Linked DNA regions of Homo sapiens: region 2 is linked to region 1. Evidence: read pairs that join two places in POLR2A ChIA-PET (ENCODE). Cell type or tissue: CD4-positive, alpha-beta T cell. All regions are shown on one strand. Each heading gives the region's core, and the rest is flanking DNA. Links, peaks and the distances in the headings are about the cores only.

Region 1 (11,819 bases), core at 2,097-10,096:
GAGGATTGCCTGAGGCCAGGAGTTCAAGACAGGCCTGGGCAACATAGCAAGACTCCATCTCTCAAAAAATAAAGATAAAAAATAAATTAGCCAGGTGTGGTGGTACATGCCTGTAGTCCCAGCTACTCTGGAGGCTGAAGCAGGAGGATTGCTTGAGCCCAGGAGTTTGAGGCTGCAGTGAGCTATGATCACACCACTGCATTCCAGCCTGGGCAACAGAGGGACTCTTACTCTAAAAAAAAAAAAAAAAAAATGAATAAACAAAAGTTAGTAATAAAAAAATAAAATTTATCTCATTTCTACATGGTGTTTTAAAGCAGTTGTAGGTATATATTTTAGAAAATGAATAAACACATATACTAGGAGATGTGCTGAAAAATGCTCCTCTGACAGAGGTAAGGAATCAGAAAAGCAGAGATCATTGGCTTCATAGTGAAGCAGCAGAAATTCAGAAGGCAATCAGTCAGTTGAAGTCGGTGCTAGAGTTTCATAGAATTTGGATTTGAGGTGCATAGAGATGGTGAGTCCAAGTGAAAGAAAAAGTGTCAACAAAGGCACGAAGAAAAGAACGTTAGAGACAGATATGACTACTCTGGGGCTGGCACTGGGAGGAATAAAGGTGTAATAGTTCACTTTGGGACATACTTGCCTCCTAAAAACCGGAAGTCTCCTAGGCTTTCATCATCTCCTGGTCTCACCCTCAATTTTGTCTGTCCCTAGCCTCAGCTATCGCCTCTGAGATGAGCCCCACAGACATATCTTTATATCAAGGCTGTCTTTTCCAGGTGCCAGCTGGATAGCTCCTCACATCTCCCTGACTCCTCACATTCCACAAGTTCAAAACATTTCATCAGCCTGAACCACCCCTTCACCAGTCTCCATCCTCTGACATCCTCTCCCTTTGCATTACAACCATGTAAAGGGATCTGTTGGACAAGTGTCTGTTTATTGTCCCTAAAGCTACTTTTTATACGTTTTTCATGAGGTAAAGCTATTATTATTTAACAAATATTTATTGAATATCTACCATGTGCCAGGCACTGATAAAGATATCCTGACTACATCAGTGGGGAAAACACACAATGATCCCTGATAAAGAAAAAGAAGAACATCTAAGTTTAAAATAATAAATCTACAGGTAAAATGAAATGCCAAGTCCACCAATTACCTGATCTACAAGAAAGATTTCTGTGAGACACTCGGCAACAACATCTGTTATTTTACAGGAGTAATATCCTGATGTTTGGAGTCAAACAGGTCTGGGTTCAAATCCCAGCTCAGTCACTAAGTTTAGCCTCTTAGGCAAGTTACCTGCAGCCTGCTTCCTCATCTGCAAAATAGGCCTAAAAATACAAAATTGGGGTGTTGTAGGTTTCTATGAAATAATACATGTAAGTACTTTACACATAGTTGGTGCTCAATGTTAGTTTTTCTTTAATAAATATGCTCATGTTGGTTTCACTGAGAAATGGTGCGTGTGTGTGTGTGTGTGTGTGAGACATACAAATAAATCAAGTTGAAGAGATAACGTGGCACGGGGGAGCTGAAGGACGAGGTCCTACCCAACCACTGCTGCCTCCTCTATGGAAGCTTCTCAACTTCCCGGTCAGAATTCACTTTTCCTGGGCCCAGGAATTATTTCTAGACCACAGTGATTTTTACTGCGGTGATGTCTATATCTTCATTGCTACAATTCTTGAAGGCAGTGTCTTACATTTCATGTCCCCTTCAGCACCCAATACTGTGCCAACCACAAATATTAGCCTTGTGGAATTCAGGTAGCTAATCATGTCCTAGCAAGACATTTTATAAAACTAGATGAAAGAATAATGGCATAGGTCATGTATTAGTCGCCTTGGGCCTCCATTACAAAATGCCACAGACCAGGTGGCTTAAACAACAGAACTTTATTTTTTCTCATTTCTGGAAGCTGGGAAGCCCAAAACCAAGGTGCTGTCAGAGTTGGTTTCTAGTGAGGGCTGTCTCCCTGGCTTGCAGATGGCCCGCTTCTTGCTGTATCCTCCCATGACCTTTCCTCCATGGGAACAGCAGAGAGGGAAGGCTCTCTGGTGTCTCATCCATTTCTTATAAGGATCCCAGTCCTATCGGAGTAGGGCCCCATTCTTATGACCTCATTTAACCCTAATTACTTTTTCTTTTTTTTTAGATGGAGTTTTGCTCTTGTTGCCCAGGCTGGAGTGCAATGGCGTGATCTTGACTCACTGCAACCTCTGCTTCCTGGGTTCAAGCAATTCTCCTGCCTCAGGCTCCTGAGTAGCTGGGATTACAGGCGTGCGTCATGTCTGGCTAATTTTTGTATTTTTAGTAGAGACGGGGTTTTACCCTGTTGACCAGTCCGGTCTCGAACTCCTGAACTCAGGTGATCCGTCCGCCTCAGCCTCACAAAGTGCTGGGATTACAGACGTGAGCCACTGTGCCTGGCCAACCTTAATTACTTCTTTAAAAGGCCCTGTCTTCTAATACGGCAGCATTGGGAGTTAGGGCTTCAACATATGATTTGGGGAGAGACAATTCAGTCCGTAACAGGTCCTTACCTTTATTTTCATCTGCAAAAAGAAATGTTAATTAAAGGGAGAGAGAGATTTGTTGTCCCTGATCTCGTAAAACTCACATCTATCTTCATCTATCAAGACTTGAAGACAAGGTTAGAAATGAAGAAAGAGGCAGGAAATAATGAGGAGCCCCCTCATGCAAATTGTTTCATTAGGGAAGAAAAACTAGTAATCAGGGAATTAGGAGTCTAGAGCTTAATGCCAACAAGGCCATTTACTTACTATGCACTAATCTCAGGCAATGCATCTAGCCTGTCTTCATTTTCTATTCTATAAAATGAGGTTAAGATTTCCCGCTACAAAAAAGATTCTGTGATTCAAAAATAAGGTAATATTTTCCATTTTAAATAATATGCTTTCCCCTTATTAATGTTTTCACACTCACTGTCTTTGAAAACATACTTAATCTTGGTTATTTTTACATTGTTTAATGCTTGATGTGAATTCACACCCTAAACACAATCCCTTTGTGTTTACTTTCTCTTCTTTACAATGCCCAGTATTTGAGCATAAATTGTTACTCTTGTCCCTGACCAGTTGAGAAGGTACATCTCTGATTTCTCGCCAGAGTGAGAAATAAAATATTGTAGTGTACTGCTCCCCAATGTCTTTCTCCTGTTTGAACCTCATCTACCTGAAATTTTATCTTTCTGGACCTTCCCTTCACCAGAAAAGTACAATTCCTAGGCAGCATTTCCTGAGCAAAACAGATGTGGACTGCATTCTTCAGTGAAGCTCAATGTGGCACTCCATTCTGGTCCCTGGATATAATTTAAGTTAACTTCACAACAGCCAACCAAAGTAAAAAAGGTGGGGATATACTCAGTAGTCCTGTTCACCAAGTTTTCCATCTCTCTGCCTGCCTTTTGGGCACATTGCAGGATTGCACATCCTGGTCACTCTAGGATTGGATGTGGCCATGAGACTAGTTGTAGCCAATGAGGAGAAGTGACTGGTATCACCTCTGGGGCTAGTATTGAATTGTAGGACCATCTGAGGGCACTCTTCTCCTCTGCCCTTGGCGATCAACAAAGATCAGCTAGTGACTGCTCTGATAGATTGGGTCATGGAGTGAGGACAAAGAGCAGAGAGTCTACCCATCTCCCCAAGTCCCTCTTTCTCCAGCACAGGGTGGACATATACCTTGAGAGAAAAATAAACTTTTTTGAAGGTAAAATTACAAACATTTGGAGGTTGTTTGTAACTGAGGCAAAACTTAGTCTATCCAACTGATGAAGATGACTACTATGGGCTCTAACCCTTTCCTACATTCTTATAATCTGAAAGATACAGCCCCTCCACCTTGGACAGCACAGCCCCACACACGTGGTTGTTCAAGTGCACACAACTAAATCTTTCAAGAGAAAATAGACTCTCAAGTTCAGTTAAAATACAAATATTCTCAGAACTCAGTTACCCAAATCCAAATTTGAAGTGTTCCATCATTTGAGATTCTGTAATTTGAGGGCCTTGTACTAGACCTGTGCTGTTCAACATGGTAGCCACCAGCCACCTGTGCTATGAAGTACTTGAAATGTAGCTAGTACAACCGAGGAACCAAATGTTTAATTCTACCTAATTTTAATTAGTTTAAGGTTAAAGTCAATGTAAAAGATTTTATTAATAATTCTTGATTACATGTTGAAATGGTAATATTTTGGCTATATTGAGCTAAATGAAATATATTCATAAAATTAATTGTACCTGTTTCTTCTTACTCCTTTTAATGTGGCTACTAGAAAATGTAAACTTGCATATGTGTGCCTGCCATTCTATTAATATTTCTAAATTTTAATTTTTTAATGTTTTAATTTTTTTTGAGATGGAGTTTTGCTCTTGTTGCCCAGGCTGCAGTGCAATGGCATAATCTCGGCTCACTGCAACCTCCACCTCTCGGGTTCAAGCGATTCTCCTGCCTCAGCCTCCTGCGTAGCTGGGACTACATGCATGCGCCACCATGCCCGGCTAATTTTTGTATTTTTAGTAGAGACAGGGCTTCACCATGTTGGCCAGGCTGGTCTTGAACTCCTGACCTTAGGTGATCCACCCGCTTCAGCCTCCCAAAGTGCTGAGATTACAGGCATGAGCCACCACACCTGGCCTTAATATTTCTATTGAATGATACCGGTCTAGAACCTAGTCCTCAGGGTTGTAAATCTTCATTCAAGTCCTGCTTTTCTATTTTCCAGTCCTATGTAAAACTATGTTGTCAACTCCCTTTAGTTTCTAGAGGAGTGAGTTTTCTCTTTTTTCTTTTTTTCTTCTGGAGATGGAGTCTCCCTCTATCACCCAGGCTGGAGTGCAGTGGCGTGATCTCAGCTCATTGCAACCTCCACCTCCCGAGTTCAAGTGATTCTCCTGCCTCAGCCTCTCAAGTAGCTGGGATTACAGGCGCACACTGCCATGCCCAGCTAATTTTTGTATTTTTAATAGAGACAGGCTTTCACCATGTTGGCCAGGCTGGTCTTGAACTCCTGACCTCAAGTTATCCACCTGCCTCGGCCTCCCAAAGTGCTGGGATTACAGGTGTGAACCACTGCGCCCAGGCTGAGTTTTCCCTTTCTAGCCCTAGAAATCCCTAATTCATTAAAGGTTGAAAGAAGTGTTTCCCCTGTTTCCCTAAGTCCTGACGAGCTCTCCCCTAGGGAATCCTACTGTGCCACTGTTCTCTCTGAAGCCAGCTTTCTCGGTCCTGCTGACAGGCCTTCTCCAACTTCCTTCTTGAATTGTTGTATCCTAGTTTCTTGCTTCCCTGTGTCTCTGTCTTTTTAAACCACCAAAGTGTCCTGGTTGGACATCATTTGCATTTACATGCTGACCCATTACTCTGAGACATCTCCATTATGTTTTCATTTAACAAGGAAATTACTAAAGATCTCTGTATTTATTGTAGGGGCCATAAGAAGGATGATGCATTGGGAAGAGCGCCTATCAGCTCACCACTGGGTTTTAGGAAAAGGATGCACTTGGCTTAATCTATTGCTTTTCTTGGGTGATCTCTGGGAAGATGTTTCTCCTGGCCACAGTCTCCCCTGTTAGAATGGCTGGTCGTAAAATATTTCTACCGGACAATCATGGGATTCAGTGACATCGCCGTAGGGTCTGTTCATTGATTTCCCCTGGAGCTCTTCACAATCAGAGTTTAAAAGATCTTCGATGATTCAAAGCCTGAACACTAGAAGAAGCTCTCAGGATCTTCCAGGCCCGGGGAGGAGCTAGCGTGATGAAGGCCTAGACTCCTTTCATTACCCTTCTTTGCATCAGATATTTATCTGGCCTTTGGTGCTGCCCCTCTGAATGTTAAGTAGCTGACCCAGTGTCATATTCTTAAAAGGCAAGTAAAACATCCCCCAACCGTGGCCTAGAGCCTACCAAAGGCCACTGATGGTACAGCAAGATATTTTCAAATCCTGCAAAGATCAAACAATTCTTCTACGGTTGCTCCGACAGCCGCAGAAAAACTACCCCCCACCTCCCCAAGCTAACTTCCTGACCCCAAAACCCAGAGTCTAATCACTGAGCCAATAGCTTTAAGTTTGGGGTTTTGACAGCTACGGAAAGCCAGGCTGCAGAAAGGTGGCTTCCAGACAAGGGCAGAGGAGGCTGCACGAGAGGTTCTGCAGGCTTACTTACTTTTAATCTGCTAGGTTCTTCTAATCTGCTTGCTGCTGCTTTGCATATATTTATGGTTTGAGTGCCTTCTCATTCCAACTCTTGAAGTGAATTAGTCCCAGGGATTGAAGTCAGGGAGGCTTCTCTTGCATGAACTAATCAGCAGGGCAGGACCTGAGTGTACCTTGCATGGTCTCTTTCCCAAACTGGGGGCTTCCAGAATAGAGGCTGACACAGATCAGGCTCTGAATCTGGATAGAGATTCAAACCCAAATAGACAGCACCAAGCTTCAAGCCAAATACAATTGTGAATAAAATAAATAAGTGAAAGTAATGGATGAATATTTTTATGTTGATAGGTATCACCAAGCTTATGCTCTCAGCTCAATGGCCTGGCCACACACTGCTTAAACCTCCGGGCTTGGAGACCAGAGCTGTCCCAGAATGCAGTGAGCGTGTATGTTCTACACCGCTGGCCTCGACCATTGCATATAAACACAGGTTTCACTCAAGCTGTTCTGCAAAGGAATATAGGAATGCAGGTTATTTACCAGTGAAAGAGTGTTTTAAGTGTGTTTAGAGGTGTAGACTGCGGTGGTTTTGCATATGTGAGGTAACCAATCATAGGATATGATTTTAAGGTCCAGAGCATGCTAGGGTTCTACCCACACTACTTCCCATTCATGAAATAGCTGATGCCTGAAATGCCCTGTGACCTTTACAATCATTTGGCTTAAGGGTAAGAATATTTCTAGAAGGAACAGTTCATTAAAGCTTATTAATTACCTCTAGAATAGATGATCCTATAGTATCAAATTCCTGAGAACTGTTTTGGAGGAAGAAAGAACAAAGGTTTAAGGTGCCTGAGGAGATATTTTAGAAAGAGAAATGGGTACAGTGAGTTCCCCTCACTTTTCTGCATCAGACCAGCTCTGGGTGAAGATGAGAATTGGAGAGGCAGGAAGAGAGGGGAGCAAGGGAATTGGGCAGTATGGATGACCTCGAGTTCCGCCTTCTCTTTCCTGCCCAGTTGCCCTTCACTTCAGCCTGCATGTTGCTGGAGCATAGACGCCAGACTGGGTTTGGTTATCTTTGTCACCTGGAGGGGAAGGGGGTGTGGTTTTATTTTAACACGGCTTCCTTTGCTGCTTGGGTGTTGCTCTCACAAGTGTTAACTTGCCCTGTTTGTTGGAACCGAGTAGTTGCTCCCTAAGCCCTTGTATTTCAGCAGAAAGAAGAAAAAAGCATCTCTTTGAAGGGAAGGTGGGTGAAAAAGAAAGCCACATTAAAAAGCCAGCCCGTGTTAAATTTGGGCTTGCTCCTATTTGTAAGAGGTTTAAAAATACCCTGGGCCCTTTTCTGCTTTTGCACGCTTATTTAGCAGTTTGCCCCCATTTCCAAGCAGCCCCTTGTAAAGGCGCTTCCTCTGCTCGTACACCAGCTGAGAGCTTTTGTACCTGTTCTCTGAAAGATTCAGTGGCTCTAGAAACTCCTGTTAGAAGCTTGAAGACTCTGGCCCCAGCTAGGAAAGAAGATCTGACTTCAAACATGAGAAACACTAATGAAGAATTCTTCATCCTGCTCCACCCACCCCAGCACACGCCCCAATCAAACAAACCTAAACCCACACTTCAGGGGTGTGTCCCCGCCACCCCCAGCTACTTATTCAAAGATAAGTTGACTTAATTGTTGTTGTGAGAGAATGGTGAAGTGTGCTTATTCCATGTGGGGTGGGGGTTTAAAACAGTTGAGCAAGTCAGGGAGCCATGGAGCTCTTCCTAGGAAATAAAATCCTTTGTGTGTCCTATAGGAATGAGTTTTAAAATCTGGTGCTCAAAATGGAACAACAAATGGGAGCAGACACCAGTAAAGAATGGGTTAAATATAATATGATGTAACCATAAATAGATAACTGAACAGTTGCAAAAAAAAGAATGAGGAAGCTTTTTGGGCACTGACATGGAACAATTACCAAGAGATATTAAGTCACACAAAAGCGAGGTATGGCACAATGTGGATAGCCTGCTGCTGCTGTATAAAATATCTCCCCTATACACACAGATTATCTAAAATCCACAAGACAGGATAAATTTTACACTGGCTCCCAGTGCCCTAGAAGGTTTGAGCCCCAGGTCTCCTCAAGTGTAACCTTCCCAATATTGGCCTTATTGACTTTCTTCCTCTTCCTTTCCTCATTCTCCTATCAGATTAGTTGCCTTTGGGAGGGAAACTTCATGCCTGGGGAACCAGGTCAGAAAGACATTTCATGGCCTATCTTTTTGTACTCTTTGCATTTTAAAATGTAAATGTGTTGCCTATTTAGAAAATAATAATATGGTTTAAATTAGGTGGTCAAAAGCTTAATGGAGTAGCAAGCCTAATTCTGGGGGTGCAAATCTCCCACCTGCCAATGGCAAATCTGGTTAATCCAGCCAGCAACCATCCCCTAGGCAGCCTAACAGCCTAGTGGCAGCAGGTACAACCTGCAGATTATCTTCAGAGGAATGTGGCAGCCTGTGAAGCACTCTGCTTTCTGAACCTGCACCTTTCAAATAGACTCCAGGATCATGCCAGGCTGGGTCAATTTCACCAGGCTGTCAACATCCCATAGCACAAATCTTAACATATAAATGAATTGGACTTCACAGGTTCTCAACTGACAAACTTTCTGGGAAAGGATTTTGGTCAGAAAGTTCATGAGCTTCTGGGTAATTCAAAATAAAACAAAATATACTATTGATTTTTCTAACTGTAAATTTAAGACTTGTTCAATGCAGATTACTTAAAGAAAAAAAAAATACACAAGGGCCAAGAATTCTCCTCACTGAACATGTTATTGGGGTCATCGCTTCATGGCAATGTATAGAGGTTGATATGGTTTGGCTGTGTCCCCACCCAAATCTCATCTGGAATTGAAACTTCCATAATTTCCACATGTCGTGGGAGGTGATTGAATTACGGGGACGGGTGTTTCCCATGCTATTCTCGTGACAGCGAATGAGTCTCACAAGATCTGATGGTTTTAAAAAGGGGAGTTTCCCTGAACAAGCTCTCTTCTCTTGTCTGATGCCATGTGAGATGTGCCTTTCACCTTCCACCATGATTGTGAGGCTTCCCCAGCCATGTGGAACTGTAAGTCCATTATATACCTCTTTTATAAATTGCCCAGTCTCAAATCTGTCTTTATCAGCAGCATGAAAGCAGACTAATACAGAGGTCGTCTTCTTGTTGTTTATAGCTGCATAGTATTCCACTGAGTGGACCTTCCATTGCCTTATTCAACCAATTTCCAAGCTTTTGCTATTATAAACAATGCTGCAATGTATAGTCACATATAAAAGTATTTGTGTAGTTTTACAACATATTTTTGGATAGATTCCTAGAAGTTGGATTACTGGATCAAAGGGAAAATGCATATGTAATTTTACTAGATATATCAAATTCCCATTCATGAGGCTTATGCCATTTTACATTCCCACTAGCAATGTATGGAAGCATCTATTTCACCACAGCCTCACCAACAAAATATGCTGTCAATCTTTTAGATTTTTGTCAGCCTGACAGGAGAGAATATTGTATCTCAATGAAGTTTGAAAGTGTATTCACTGAAAGTATGGTTGAGAGTCTTTTCATATATGCAGGATCCATTTTCCTTTCTTTTTCTGTGAACTCTCTGCTCATATTTCCAACCCATTTTTCATAGATGTGTTGGCTTTTTTCTTCTATATTTTTTGAAGCTCTTTACATATTATGGTTATTAACTCTTTGTGCTATAAGTTGCAAATGTTTCTTCCCAGTTTCTATAGCCTTTCAAAATACATATATTGTTAACCTCAGATGAAGAAACTAAAGGATAAAAGATTTAAGGATGCTTCCCAAGGCCATGAAATAAAAGCTACACACATTTCATTGATAACAAATTGTAGGTGCACAGTAGTTAATGACAAGAGGTCCCTCTGCAGACTCTGTCTGGATAGCAGTACATTTAGACTCAGAGCTCCAGAGTCCAGATCTACTGGATAATCTCAGGAATGTCAACTCTATGTGTGAGGCCGCTATTTCCATTTTTCTGAAAAACCAAGCAGAGCACCCTGTTTCCATTTTTATGGAGCTCATTTGTTCAATACCTTCATTTGTTCTGGAAACCCTCCATGTATATAGTGGAAGTCAGGCAAGGTCTCTCTGAGCGGGTGATATTTGAACTAAGACCTAAGACAAGCCGGCCATTGTGAAGATCTATGGAAGAGATTTCTGAGCAAGGCAAATACCAAGAGCTGAGTCCCTCAGAGAGAAAAGACATAAAATGTTCCAGAGAGGAACAACTGGAATACAAGGTGGAGCCCCGTGAATAATGGGGCACGTGATGGTAGATTAAGTTGACAGCAGAGGCTAGATTACACAGACTGTTCTAGGTTGCGTTACATGTTTTGGTTTTAACTATCTTTTTCCTCTGGCTGAGTCCAATTGTTTGTTTATTTATTTTTCCCATGAGTTAATTATTTTTACTCTGTCTTCAGCTTCTACTACAGGAAAACTAGCTCTCACTCCCACCGTGTACTCCTGTTAAAATTTGGAGAAAGCACTGTTCTTGTTCTCCCAGGACCTGGCAGCTCTTCTTCCTAGAGGAGAAAAGCAGATAACATACACAAGCACTTCATTTAGCACAGTTACACAAGAGGCAATTCATTCTCTATACAGAAAGGAAATACGTGTTCACACAGGCCGACACACGCAACCTGGGCTTTGCCCAACACAGACCAGTGATCATCCCTTGTACATTTGCAAGTTGCCTCTTACGCAAAGTTCATCCAGGTACTTTACAAGTTCCTTGTCGGGAGGAACTTTATTTATGTTTTGCACCCTTCATAAATTCTTAGGACATTGTTACATACTCAATAAACATTAGTGGCTGCTTACTTACTAAGTAGGTTTGCTTGGAGTTTAGCTATTAAGAAGCCCTATTTCAGCTGTCATGCCCATTGCAGGCAGTAGCAACAATTACAGAAGCCAAGGAAACTATTCAAAATAAATATTTCCTATGCTTTAGCACCCATTATCCCTCCTCCTTGCAACTCCCCACTGCTGGTAACAAATGAGTCTTTCCCCATCTCAGGAAAACCTGTGGAACCTGGAGAGGGCAGTGAAGAGCTAAATGAGTAATTCTGAAAGAAATTACACAACCTACCTGGAGTATAAGAGATCTACCACAGAATTTTAAATGCTGACTCTTTTTTATTGGATGCTTGTTTAATTTGAGATATTAAATATTCTGCTTGAGAAATGTGTTTTGTAATCACTTTTTATCTTTGGCTATAAATGATATTCCTCTTGTTCTTGATAATGATATCTAATTTAGTAATTTAATTTTCATTCCACCAGACAGGCGTTCCCACACACAATTGAAGTATGCATTTAGAAAGAAACCTAAGACTGAGCAGGTTGGCTCATACCTGTAATTCCAGAACTTTGGGAGGCCAAAGCAAGAGCATCACTTAAAGCCCGGATTTCAAGACCAGCCTGGGAAACATAGTGAGACCCCCGTCTCTACAAAAATATTTTAAAATTACCTAGGCATAACAGTGGTGCACACCTGTAGTCCTAGCTACTCAGGAGGCTGAGGTGGGAGGATCACTT
Region 2 (11,819 bases), core at 1,179-9,178, 140 kb after region 1:
ACTGTGGGCACACATCACACACACACACACACACTCTCTCTCTCTCTCTCTCTCTCTGTCTCTCTCATTCTACCCTCATACCCCTGATAATCCTCATACCCCTGATAATCATTAGGCTTCAACAACTCTTTTTAAAATCTTCCTCAAAAAAAAAAAGGGGGGGGGGTGCGGGGGCGGGGAGAGGATATGTCCTCTCAGAGTTTGAATTCATTCTGGGGTAAGCTTTGAATGGCTCTGGGAAATCCCAAAATAGATTCTACTGCCCTAGCCCAGAACATACCTAAATCCTTGAAGTGGTCCTGGCCCAGAAGTCACTGTGATTCTAGAGATAAGCTGTGCTGACCCAAAACCTTTCAACTGGGGCAACTAAGCAGAGTCAAAGGGAGAGAGATTTCAGTTGATCATCAGGTACAGAAAGAGTACAGGTTCATCCTTTCCTCACTGCAATCCATATGTGATCCCAAAGAATATTAGTTCTATGCAAGAGAACTTGTCAACATGTCAGATGCCAACAGACCCTCACTGGCTAATGTGCTTTCCTGAGAAATGAAACCCTTATTCCACTTAGCCCCTACCCCTACCAACAGATACAGTCTTCACCTCCGTGCTAAAAATAGTGACCACCTAGTTGCTGGGTCCATTTATTAAAATGACCAGTATTCTCCTGGTGAGGGGATGGAGGCCCAGAGGGCTGACTTGAACAAGGTCGACACAGCTGATTACAGTCAAAGCTGGGGCTAGGACTACATGCCTCTCTCAGTCACTCAGCACCAATTTGTTGAGCTCAGTTGTGTCTGGAAGGAGACCTGCAAATCAGGTTACAAAGGTTATTTTACATTTTCATTCATAATATTGACAGCCCTTCTGTTTTCACGCAGCTGTTTGGTCACTCAGCCAGGAAGCTCCCAGCTTCCATTTGGAAATAACTTCTCCAAGCATTAACTCTCCATTCTCTGCACCCCTCAGTACCCCAGACCCAAATTGAAAAGCTCTGCCTCAGGAGTTCCCATTTGGCAGTGCCTCCCCGTCACAGGGAAGGACAGCAGTCAGAGCTGAGCCACTGAAAAAAGCCATTTATCACACAGGAAATCTGAGCTCTGCAGGGGTCAAACTGGCAGGCTGCTTGGTCAGGCCTGCAGGATGTCTGCTTGATGCCAATGCTCACATCAGTGGAGGCAGAAGTGAAAAATCAGTGCAGAACGAGGAATCCCAGCCAGTGTCCCCAGGGGTTGAACAGTGTTCTATTTGCAAGTGAAAACATCAGTTTCAACCTTCATTTCTTTTGAGTGGCTTGGTCCCTTCATAGAAGACTATCTCAGGGTTTTTTTGTTTTTCCTGTACAGTGCTAAACAGTTTTACCAAACACAAGTTTTCTCTCCAACATGAGGTTGGAGGGAAATTTATCTGTGCTGTGAATTGAAAGGCATTTGATATCTTCTGTTTATTACAAAACTTTAGGGGTAGTGAGGATGTTACTGGGATAATTGTTTTAAAAAAACAAGTGGATTTAAAGTTATATTTATAGTGGGAGGGGGGTATTAAATGTATTCACTGGAATATATTAATTGAATGAATATATTCAAAATATATGCAATGAGTTGTGGCTACTTTCTTTTAGAACCAGTAAGATGTTTGCTTTATATATCTCTCTTAAGGAGCGATTTTGGTCCTACTCATAGGTTTTCCACCCATCAGCAGCCATATAGCACAGTAAAATGGGGCTCAGTTAATTTGCAGCTATTTTATTTGGGTTGTGACTTCTCATCTATATATTTACTACTTAGGCAGAACTAAGGTGTACTGTAGTAATAACCCCCCACCCACCCACCTCCTGTACAATCTCAGTGGCTTAATTAAGCAAAAGTTTATTTTTCACTCACACTGCATGTCTAACATGGGTCAGCAGAGGCTGATCAGAGTTCCCCAGGAACCCAGATGATGGAGGCTTCATCTTGCCAGGAATTTCCAAGATCTCTGCAGCAGTAGGAAGGCAACATGGCAGACCACTCACTGGCTCTTACATCTTTGCCTCCAAAGTTACATCGCTTCCACTCAACATTCTGCTGGCTGAACCATGTCATATGGTCACACCTTCTTTCAAAGGGAAGAGTTGAGAAGGGAAGAGTTGGAAATAATTGGGGAAAAGCACCAAAGACTTCCATAGGAAAGTTGAAGAGAAACAGACTGTGATTTGAGCAGAGGGATTCTTTGTGACAGGGACACAATAGCTACAAACATCACTTAGACTAGATCTTCAGGGACATTTCCAGTTTTACACATGTTGTTTCATTGCCAACTGTAGTCAATGCTATTGTCAACTTGGGAAACCATGATCAGCAAACATATAGCTAACCAAATTTTAAGTACTCCATTTGCCTCTGCTCCAGTTGGTGAGTAGAAGGAAATACAAACAGGCTTGTATTAGCATAAGGTTCATAACTACTCCATTAGCGCAACCTTACATATATGTAACACTTTAAAAAGTTAAAGCTTTCACACATTATCTTCTTTGATCTTCATAACAATTCTATGTCCTAGATAGGGCAGATTTTATGATCACATTTTTAAGGTAAGAAAACAGCTGGGGAGAGAGAGATTTGTTTTTGTCAGGGGAATTACCTTTTATTCCCTTAACCTTAGCAGCAATACTGATCTTTATTCTGTACTGTATTCTTTAGAATTTAGAATAGTCAGTAACAATATCTACTGAAATACAGCATTTGGATTAACTAATGTGTCTACACATCCACTTATTCCTAATAACTTTCGATGTAGAGAAATCATGCTGTGGGTAGAATAAGGAAGATTTCCCTCCCATCATGCTTGTTGGCAAGTGGCCAAGATGCAGAAGAGCACCAGGAGCTCCTCTGTTCCATGGCAGTTCCCAGCCATCAACTGAGCAGACTGGACTTGTCCCTTAAATCTTCTGGAATACCAGAGTACAGTACTGATAGGTTTTTTTTGTTGTTGTTGTTTCTTTTCCTGCAGTTCTCTGATTATCAGAATTACCTTGTAAATAGCTGTGTGAAGGAAAACCCCACCATGGAGCGATCTATTGCTCTGTGCAACGGCATCTCCCAGTGGGTACAACTGATGGTTCTCAGCCGCCCCACGCCGCAGCTCCGAGCAGAAGTCTTCATCAAGTTCATCCAGGTGGCTCAGGTGAATAACTGGTTTAAGACATTTGGCTTGGGCTATAAGGTAAACTTTCTATCCCCTTTTCCTCCAGCTTAGTCTATTAATTAGAGCTGTTTTTTCCCTCCTGAACCATGGCGAGGGGGTGGAGAGGTTTGTGTGCCTTCAACCAGATCTAGATATGGTGACTTGTCTCTTCTTCCATACAAGGACAGTGTGGAGGGGAGGGGGCCATACAGGCCATATCAGGGGTCAGGATCCAGTTTTAGATCTGTTTAGACCTTTAACATTTTTCAAAAGATGCTTACCAGCCTACATTATTTTCCCGAGTCTGGCCCACATGGCAAAGGAAAGGGCAATTCTAAGATTTACTGGAGCTGGACCATCCTGGATTGTCTTAGGTCTTTAAGCCCATGCAGTGCTGAATGGCTGCATTTAATGTTTGAGGGGCATTTTATAAGAGGAAAACAAGTACTATGAACCCATATTTGAAGTTCCCCAGAGATTCTAGCTTCTCTGTCCCAGTTACTGTCCTATATAGGCACTGGCATTGCATGGGAAAATAAGACAAAGTCCTTACCCTCAAAAATAAAAGTCTGGTAAATTTGGAATAAATAAAAGATTACACTTAATAATATCTTTCTCCAACTCTGGATGGTCTAGACCAGTGTTTCTCAAAGTCAACAGCTCTGACTTTGGATCACCTGCTCTGATATTAACTAAAGGTATATTAAAAGTACAGATCTCCAAGCCTAACCCCAGATCCAGGCAATCAGAATGTCTGGGTTAGGTCCAGAAACCATTGTGTTAAACAAATACTTGAGGTGATTCTAAGAAAGCACTGATCTAGAAGGTGGTCCACAGATCAGCAACAACAAAAGGAGAGAGATGTAATGCCTCCCAGATGTGGAATCCACCAGTCTGAATAAAGCAGAAGGGGAGACATGGACAGGAAATTGCAATGCCTCGTAACTAGTCTTTAACCAGCGTAAGGGAGACTCACGGCACAGAGACAAGAGGCAGCCTCTAAGCTCCCCATATAACTGACATGTACAGTGACTCTGCTGTCATCTGTCTTCTGTGTCACAGAAGCTCCACCAACTACAGAACTTCAATACACTGATGGCTGTGATAGGTGGGCTGTGTCACAGCTCAATCTCGAGGCTCAAGGAGACAAGTTCGCATGTCCCACATGAAATCAATAAGGTCAGTGCTACTGTCTTCTCTGGGGCCCTTAGCAGCATTCTCAAGATGTGTGCCAACATTTTCTCCTTGGTGGGCAGCCCAGAGAGCATTTCCAACCACACCATCCCTTGTCAACCAGGCTAAGTGGCAGGGAGGCAAACCTTAAGGAAATCCATAGGATGGAGAAGTCACATTTTTTAGAGTAACTGTGATTTTGTCTGGCCTCAGACAGTGTCACTGCAAACATTCCTGCTGGACCAGTTGAAACAATGTGTGCCTCTTCCCATGTTCATAGGCCATGGAATATTCAGTTACCATCTTTGACACTGATTCCCTCGCTCCAGCTCCTTGCTCTAAAATGTGTTCTCAAAAGGAATTGTGGTTCGGTTGACCATAGGTCAGTTTGCACATTGAGTGTAGTTATATAGTGATATATTAAAAACTTAGCTATCCAGAACCCTTGAAGAATGACATTCCGGATAGTTGAATTTTACCAGATAATTGGATATGAGTTCTTCAGATACCATTTTGTAATACATAATGTTTTATTAATGAATATTTTTCTTAAATGTCCTGTACATTTTCCTACATTATTAGATTTTACAGAATATACTTTTATCTTTTATGACATAGGGCTGTTTTGCTTGTTTCTCTTTTTTATAGAAACAGGGTCTTCCTCTGTCATCAAGGCTGGAGCACAGGCTGGCACGATCATAGCTCACTGCAGTCTCAAACTCCTGGGCTCAAGCAATCCTCCCACCTCAGCCTACCAAGTAGCTAGGACCATGGGTGCACACCATTATGCCCAGCTATTTTTTAAAATTTTTGTAGAGATAAGGGTCTCCCTATGTTGTCCAGACTGGTCTCCAACTCTTGGCCTCAAGCGATCCTCCCATCTCGGCCTCCTAAAGTATTGGAATTACAGGCATGAGCCACTGAGTCCAGCTGGAGCTGTTGTTATAAATATAAACCACTGTAATATACCGAGGATATAAATGTATGGCATGGGTTAGATAATGACTGCTCTTTGAGCACTTTCATGTAAGAGGACCTTACTATACTCAAGCCCCAATCCTTCCAAACTAGCATGGAGAGGAACTCTCTTTTTAGGGAGAGATACCTAAGCTCATTACCCCATCTGTTTTTCCCAGGTGTTCAGCTCCCTTTTGGGGAGTCTTTTATTATCTCTGTTATCACAATGCTGGGCCTCTGGGGAGGCCCCCCACTTCCCAGTGGTCTGATCAAAAGGGCATCATCTTTAGTCACCTCTTCATTCCTTAACGGTTCTGCTGAAACCAGGTGGAACAGTTGAAAAGATTGCCCACATCTCAGAGGTGACAGAGAGAAATAGTCACAGAGATTAAGAAGCCTTCATGTCATTTAGCTTATAAGAGAGAGCTTGCTCCTCTTCAGCTTGGGGTCCCCCCACAGCAGTGCTTCCTGTCGGTAGCTACTTGACCCTCAGGGTGGTCTGCATAGTGAATTAGTAAGTCCAGGGTTGAAGCAAAAGTCCCCAAGTTGTTGATTTCACCTTCGGAGGGGAATAAAAATATCTTTATCATTTTTGCTGTTACACTCTTGTCTTGTGAGCCCCTTCCATGCCTAGGGCTCACCTGCACCATTGGTAGAGGTTTATGAAGAAGAAGCTCTCTTGCCATCTCCCAGTGATTTGAAGGGGTCTGACTCCAAGAACTCCAAGTTCTTCATTGTGGAGAAATGGTACTTCGTAGGCCACAATTTTATTAAGTTTGGGCACAGTGTCTAAAAGGGTTACAGTAGTCCCCCTTATCTGAGGTTTTGTCTCCTGTAGTTTCAGTTATCTGAGGTCAACTGCAGTCCAAAAAAAATTTAATGGAAAATCCCAGAAATAATTCATAAATTTTATTATTTATTTATTGATTGAGACAGTCTCACTCTGTCACCCAGGCTGGAGTGCAGTGGCTCAGTCTCAGCTCACTGGAATCTCCGCCTCCCAGGTTCAAGTAATCCTCCTGCCTCAGGCTCCCAAGTAGCTGGGACTACAGGCGTGTGCCACCACGCCGGGTTAATTTTGTATTTTTAGTAGAGACGGGGTTTCACCATGTTAGCCAGGCTGGTCTTGAACTTTGGACCTCAGGTGATCCGTCCACCTCGGTCTCCCAAAGTGCTGGGATTACAGGCATGAACCACCACGCCTGGCCAATTCATAAGTTTTAAAATGCATGCTGTGCTGAGTAGCATGATGAAATCTTAAGCCATCCCATTCCATTCTTTCTGGGACTCCTTCATATCAGTCACTAAGTAGCCGTCTTGGTCATCAGATTGACTGTCATGGTATTGCAGTGCTTGTGTTCAAGTAACTCTCACTTTGTTTAATAATGGCCTCACAGTGCAAGAGTAATGATGTTGGCAATTTGGATATGCCAAAGAGCAGCCCTAAAGTGTTTCCTCTAAGTTCTTTACTTAATAAGGAAGGAAAAAAATCATATGCTGAGGTTGCTAAGATCTAAGTAAGAAGGAATTTCATCTATGAAATTGTGAAAAAGAAAAGAAGTTCATTCTAGTTTCTCTTTTGTACTTCATACTGCAAAAAGTTATGGCCACAGTGCATGATGGGAATGGCATTACATTTGTGGGTGGGAAACATGAACAGAAATGTGTTCCACTTGACAGCAATCGGGTTTGTTACTATGCACAGTTTCAGGCATCAATTAGGCGTCTTGGACTGTATCCCCCTAAGGATAAGAGAGGACTCCTTATGTTGTATGATAACATGATTGGCAGACAGTCACTTCATGTCTTTGCTTCTGAGAAAGCTGGTTATCACTCATGGGGAATGGATTCTGTGAACTGCTTGCTGACTTGAATGACAAGTGATTGAAAAGAAAACTAGATCTGGCTGCTCCCTTTCTGTGCTGGTGAGCAGCCGTTCCCACTTCCAGGTTTGAAGCAGGGTGTAACCTCTAATGTCCTCTCTCCTGTCCTTTGCTCAGAATTGATCTAGTCTATTCAGTCTTTTTAGTTCAAGGTTTTAGTCTGTGAATGGAATGTCACTTGCTTTCTAGTCATAGGCCCATTCTGAGAATCTTGAAAGGCCCATCAAGCACCTCATAGAGAATAACACACAATAGACTACTGAAGCTCCACTCTTAAAATACATGCTCTTCCCCATGCCAGCAACATAGTCAGCATTTCCTGACATCACATTTCAACTGTTAATCAATGCAGTGTCTCTGGAAGCATTCAGAAGACACCAAGGAAGGGAATCACATGGCTTGGGGACAGGAGTTAGAGGGATAGTGTTCACTATATATTCTTGTACCTTTTTAATTTTTGTATCAGGTCCTTGTTTTTGAAAAGAAGGAAATTTTAACATAAAAATGATAAAACCCCGATTTATAATGTTTAAGTTATATAACAGATTCAAGCATATCTTGTGTTTATAAATATATTCTGTGATATTTGACATAGCTGAGGTTTTAACTGGGGAGTCATAATCTGTACCTTTTACATGAATTACCCCCTGCTCAACAAATTCTGGATGGGGTGAGATCATGGCACAGGATGCAAACATGCAAGGTCCTCATTACAGACAATGCACACTGCCTAGCGGGTACCTGTGATTGGTCTGTTCTGCTTTGTAGGTTCTCGGTGAGATGACTGAGCTGCTGTCCTCCTCCAGAAACTACGACAATTACCGGCGAGCCTATGGAGAGTGCACCGACTTCAAGATCCCCATTCTGGGTGTGCATCTCAAGGACCTCATCTCCCTGTATGAAGCCATGCCTGACTATCTGGAGGACGGGAAAGTGAACGTCCATAAGCTACTGGCCCTATACAATCATATCAGTGAATTGGTCCAGCTGCAAGAGGTGGCCCCACCCTTGGAGGCTAACAAGGACTTGGTACACTTGCTGACGGTGAGGCTCACACTGGAGGACAATTACTAAGCACTTTCTGTGTGCCAGGTGCCATTCTATACCCCTTACCAAATATTAGCTGTTAGTCCTCATAAAGGCTCTATGAAGCAGATCCTATTACTATCTCCAACATATAGCTAGGGATACTAAAGCACAAAGATATACCTTGCCAGGAGACCACACATTATTAAGTAGCAGAGCCTTGATTCAGACCCAGGTGGTGGGACTCTAGAGACTGTGCCCTTCAGACTTCTAGGACTGTTTCACTACCTCTACAAAAGCAGTCCTAAGCTCTCTGGGAGGAGCTGATGGCAAATCAGGATACAAGTCTTGGTAACAGATGGAGAGAATGAATGTGCTCTCATAAAAAGGGCAGGCAGTAATTTAAAAAACAAACAAAAAACACCCAGGGTTATTATTTGGTTCCTGGCTTAGATCTTTGCTCTTGGAGATATTCAAGTGAAGATGAACACTTGTCAATGGTGTGGGAGACCAGGATTTGCATTTTGCATATGGGGTGAGATCAGATGATGAACTCCCTTCCAGACCTGCAATTCCGTAGTTTACCAGCTGTGTGACTATGGACATATAACCGTCCAAGATTCCTCTCCTCAAACGAATTAGTCTCTGGGATGACTTCGAACTTCTCTTCCAGTTCTAAAGTTACACAGTTTTTAACCTGCTGTTTTTGGAGAGTAGAATAATGATCATAACCTCTTTCTGCCTCACAGCAGCATTTTGATAGAACCCTGGGCTTCACATCAGCTGGTGTGTGATCCTAGCCCTTTCACTTATTAGCCAGGTGACCTTGGCAGGTCTGTGTCTCAGACATCATTTGTAAAAACATGGAGTGAATCTTAACATTCTTTGGATTATAAATCTTGTGATGAAAGCTGTGAACCTTCTTCCCAGAAAAATGTACATAAGCCATTTATTTTTAAATATGCATGTAATTTCAAGTTCTGAAATCCTTGAAGCCTATCCATAGACTCAAGGTTAAGAATAATATTATTCCTAAGGACTTCTCTCCTAAAATTTTATAGTTCTAAGATACATGAAACTCACTATTTTTTTTTTTTTTTTTTTTTTTGGAGACAAGGTCTGGCTCTATGACCTAGACTGGAGTGCAGTAGTGCAATCTCAGCTCACTGCAACCTCTATCTTCCAGGTCCAAGCCATCCTCCCACCTCAGCCTCCTGAGTAGCTGGGACCACGGGCACACGCCACCACGCCCGGTTAACTTTTGTATTTTTTGTAGAGACAGGGTTTTGCTATGTTGCCCAGGCTGGTCTCAAACTCCTGAGCTCAAGCAATCAACCTGCCCTGGCCTCCCAAAATGCTGGGAATACAGGCATGAGCCACCATGCACCCAGACTCATTAACTCTTAATAGCAATTAATATGTCTTACCATTTAAACTGGATTTTATTGCTGGACTCAAATTTAATAGTCTCAGACTATACACACCATCCTTTCAGATCATCTGTCTGCTTTGAGAGAGAACAAGTGATGTATTAGTCATCTGTCCAGACAAGGCCTTTGGCCTAAGCTCTATATAGAGGCTTAGATTTAAATCATAGTTAAAAAGAGGGCATCCTATGTCCAAAATTAAAAACATTTCAATGAGAATTAATGCTTGCCCTATTGCAATAGTAGGTGTTATACCTGTTTTGTGACTTTTAAAAACAAACTGTTTAGAACCTAAAAGAGTAAACTACTGGCAAGGAAAATCCAAGAAAGAACCATCAGCTGTGGGAGAGGCAAACAGCATCTTAGCAATGAACCCTGTTCTGCTTTGATCTGCAGTTATCCCTGGATCTTTACTACACTGAGGATGAAATCTATGAGCTTTCCTATGCCCGGGAACCAAGGAACCACAGAGCTCCAGTGAGTTTTTCATATTAAGACTCCACATGTAACAGGTGCTTTACAAGCTTCTCCTCGAGTTCATTCATCCTCAGGAACAGACTTTCAGTTCAGTTTAATACATGTACTGTTTTTCTTAGTGCTCAACCTTATGCTAGGAACAGAGAAAGCTTTTCAACATATGTCTGAGGAATAGTTCCTGTCCATTAAAAAGCTGTGATATAGTTGAAGGGATAAGCCTAATGTGTGACCAGTGAATAACTAGTGAACAGTAAATAACTATATCATCAGAATGCCAGGTGTGGTGGAATCAGTCAGTGGTTTACAAAGTAGAGAAGGAAGATACTATTGTGCACCAGAGTGACATCCCCCCCGCATTAAGAAGAGTCCCCACATAAATTTCTTTTCTATGATTCATTGATGATAATGAGAGTAATATGCGTACTAATCAGAAGCTAAATTTCTGAAGATTTCCAGGTTGGTAGATAGAAAAGCCCCATTTTCCTGTAATGTTCTGGGTGAAAAGAACAGTCTGCTGAGTCTTTTGACCTCCTATGCTGAGAAGTCCTCAAAATAGTACACAGTCCTGGCACTGCCTGCAGTAGGAACTTCACAGGTTATCTGCCCTACCCTCCCACAGGCAAGTAAAATCACTTCAGTCTCCTGGGACGTTTCCAAACCCCAAAACAAGTGATACTCAAGGGAAGAGAGTTGCCCACACTTAAGAAATCCAGCTCATCTATTGGGGTGGCTAAATTGCACTCCTCCACACAGAAAGATCAAGTTCTAGCTTTCTATTGTAATGAAAGATTCCACTGAAAATATTTGGTAGATTCCATTTTCAGGTTAGAGGCATTTCAATGGAAAGGGTACATTCTGTTTTTTCAGAGAGATTTTAATTTGGGCTGAGTTTCAAATACAGTCATGCACCACATAATGACATTTTGGTCAGTGATAGACCTCATATACCACAGTGGTCCCTTAAGATTATAATGGAGCAGAAAAATTACTACTGCCTAGTGACAGAACAATTGTAACATTGTAGCACAACACATTACTCACTATGTCTGTGATTATACTGGTGTAAACAAACCTACTGAGCTGTAAAAAGTCTAGGTTATACACTTACGTACAGTACATAATACTTGATAGTAAGTATTACCGGTTTATGCACTTACTATACAATACTTTTTATCATTATTTTAGAGTGCATTCCTTCTACTTAGAAAAATTAACTGTAAAACAGCCTCAGGCAAGTCCTCCAGAAGGTGACAGCTCCATGCATGTTATTGCCCCTAAAGACCTTCCAATAGGATAAGATGTGGAGTGGAAGACAGTGATATTGATGATCTTGACTCTATATAGACATAGGCCAATGAGTGTAATTGTACCTTAGTTTATAACAAAGATTTAAAAAATTAAACATTTTTAAAATAGAAAAAAGTTTATAGAATATGGCTATAAAGGAAATAACTGGTACAGCTATAAGCTATACAATGTGTGCTTTAAGCTAAGTGTCATAACAAAAGAGTAAAAGTTAAAAAAATTAAAAGCTTTTACAGTAAAATAAGGTAATTTATCATTGAAGAAAAAATTTAAGAAACTTAGTGTAGTCTAAGTGTACAGTATTTATAAAGTATATAGGAGTATACAGTAATGTTAGGCCTCCACATTCACTCACCACTCACGACTTGCCACAGTAATTTCTAATCTTGAAAGCTCTATTCATGGTTAA

Evidence for each region. ChIA-PET counts read pairs that join two places held together with the same protein. Peaks named below come from ENCODE experiments on the same cell type or tissue, not always from the same donor. Only the 100,000 strongest peaks of a DNase experiment are listed, where the experiment ranks them.
Region 2: POLR2A ChIA-PET joins it to region 1 with 5 read pairs; 5 of 35 experiments call an interaction of 5 or more read pairs at or near these places.

Annotation. Positions count from the first base shown.
Region 1 is chr15:38,647,398-38,659,216 of GRCh38, reverse strand. No RefSeq gene overlaps it. Among named protein-coding and RNA genes, the nearest start is that of LINC02694, 43 kb to the left of the region's middle. In CD4-positive, alpha-beta T cell, for the core only: a CTCF peak has its summit at 5,857; DNase peaks (open chromatin) are centred at 6,076, 7,366, 7,776 and 8,676; H3K4me3 peaks cover 2,890 bases; H3K27ac peaks cover 3,647 bases.
Region 2 is chr15:38,504,126-38,515,944 of GRCh38, reverse strand. It overlaps RASGRP1 (RAS guanyl releasing protein 1), which reads left to right. Exons shown (of 17, transcript NM_005739.4): 7 at 2,989-3,162; 8 at 4,225-4,341; 9 at 7,944-8,219; 10 at 10,025-10,105. LOC105370774 (a long non-coding RNA gene) reads right to left here. Exons shown (of 2, transcript XR_001751485.3): 1 at 9,629-11,819; 2 at 1-2,091. Among named protein-coding and RNA genes, the nearest start is that of RASGRP1, 55 kb to the left of the region's middle. In CD4-positive, alpha-beta T cell, for the core only: no CTCF peak of the experiment used is centred there; no DNase peak of the experiment used is centred there; H3K27ac peaks cover 907 bases.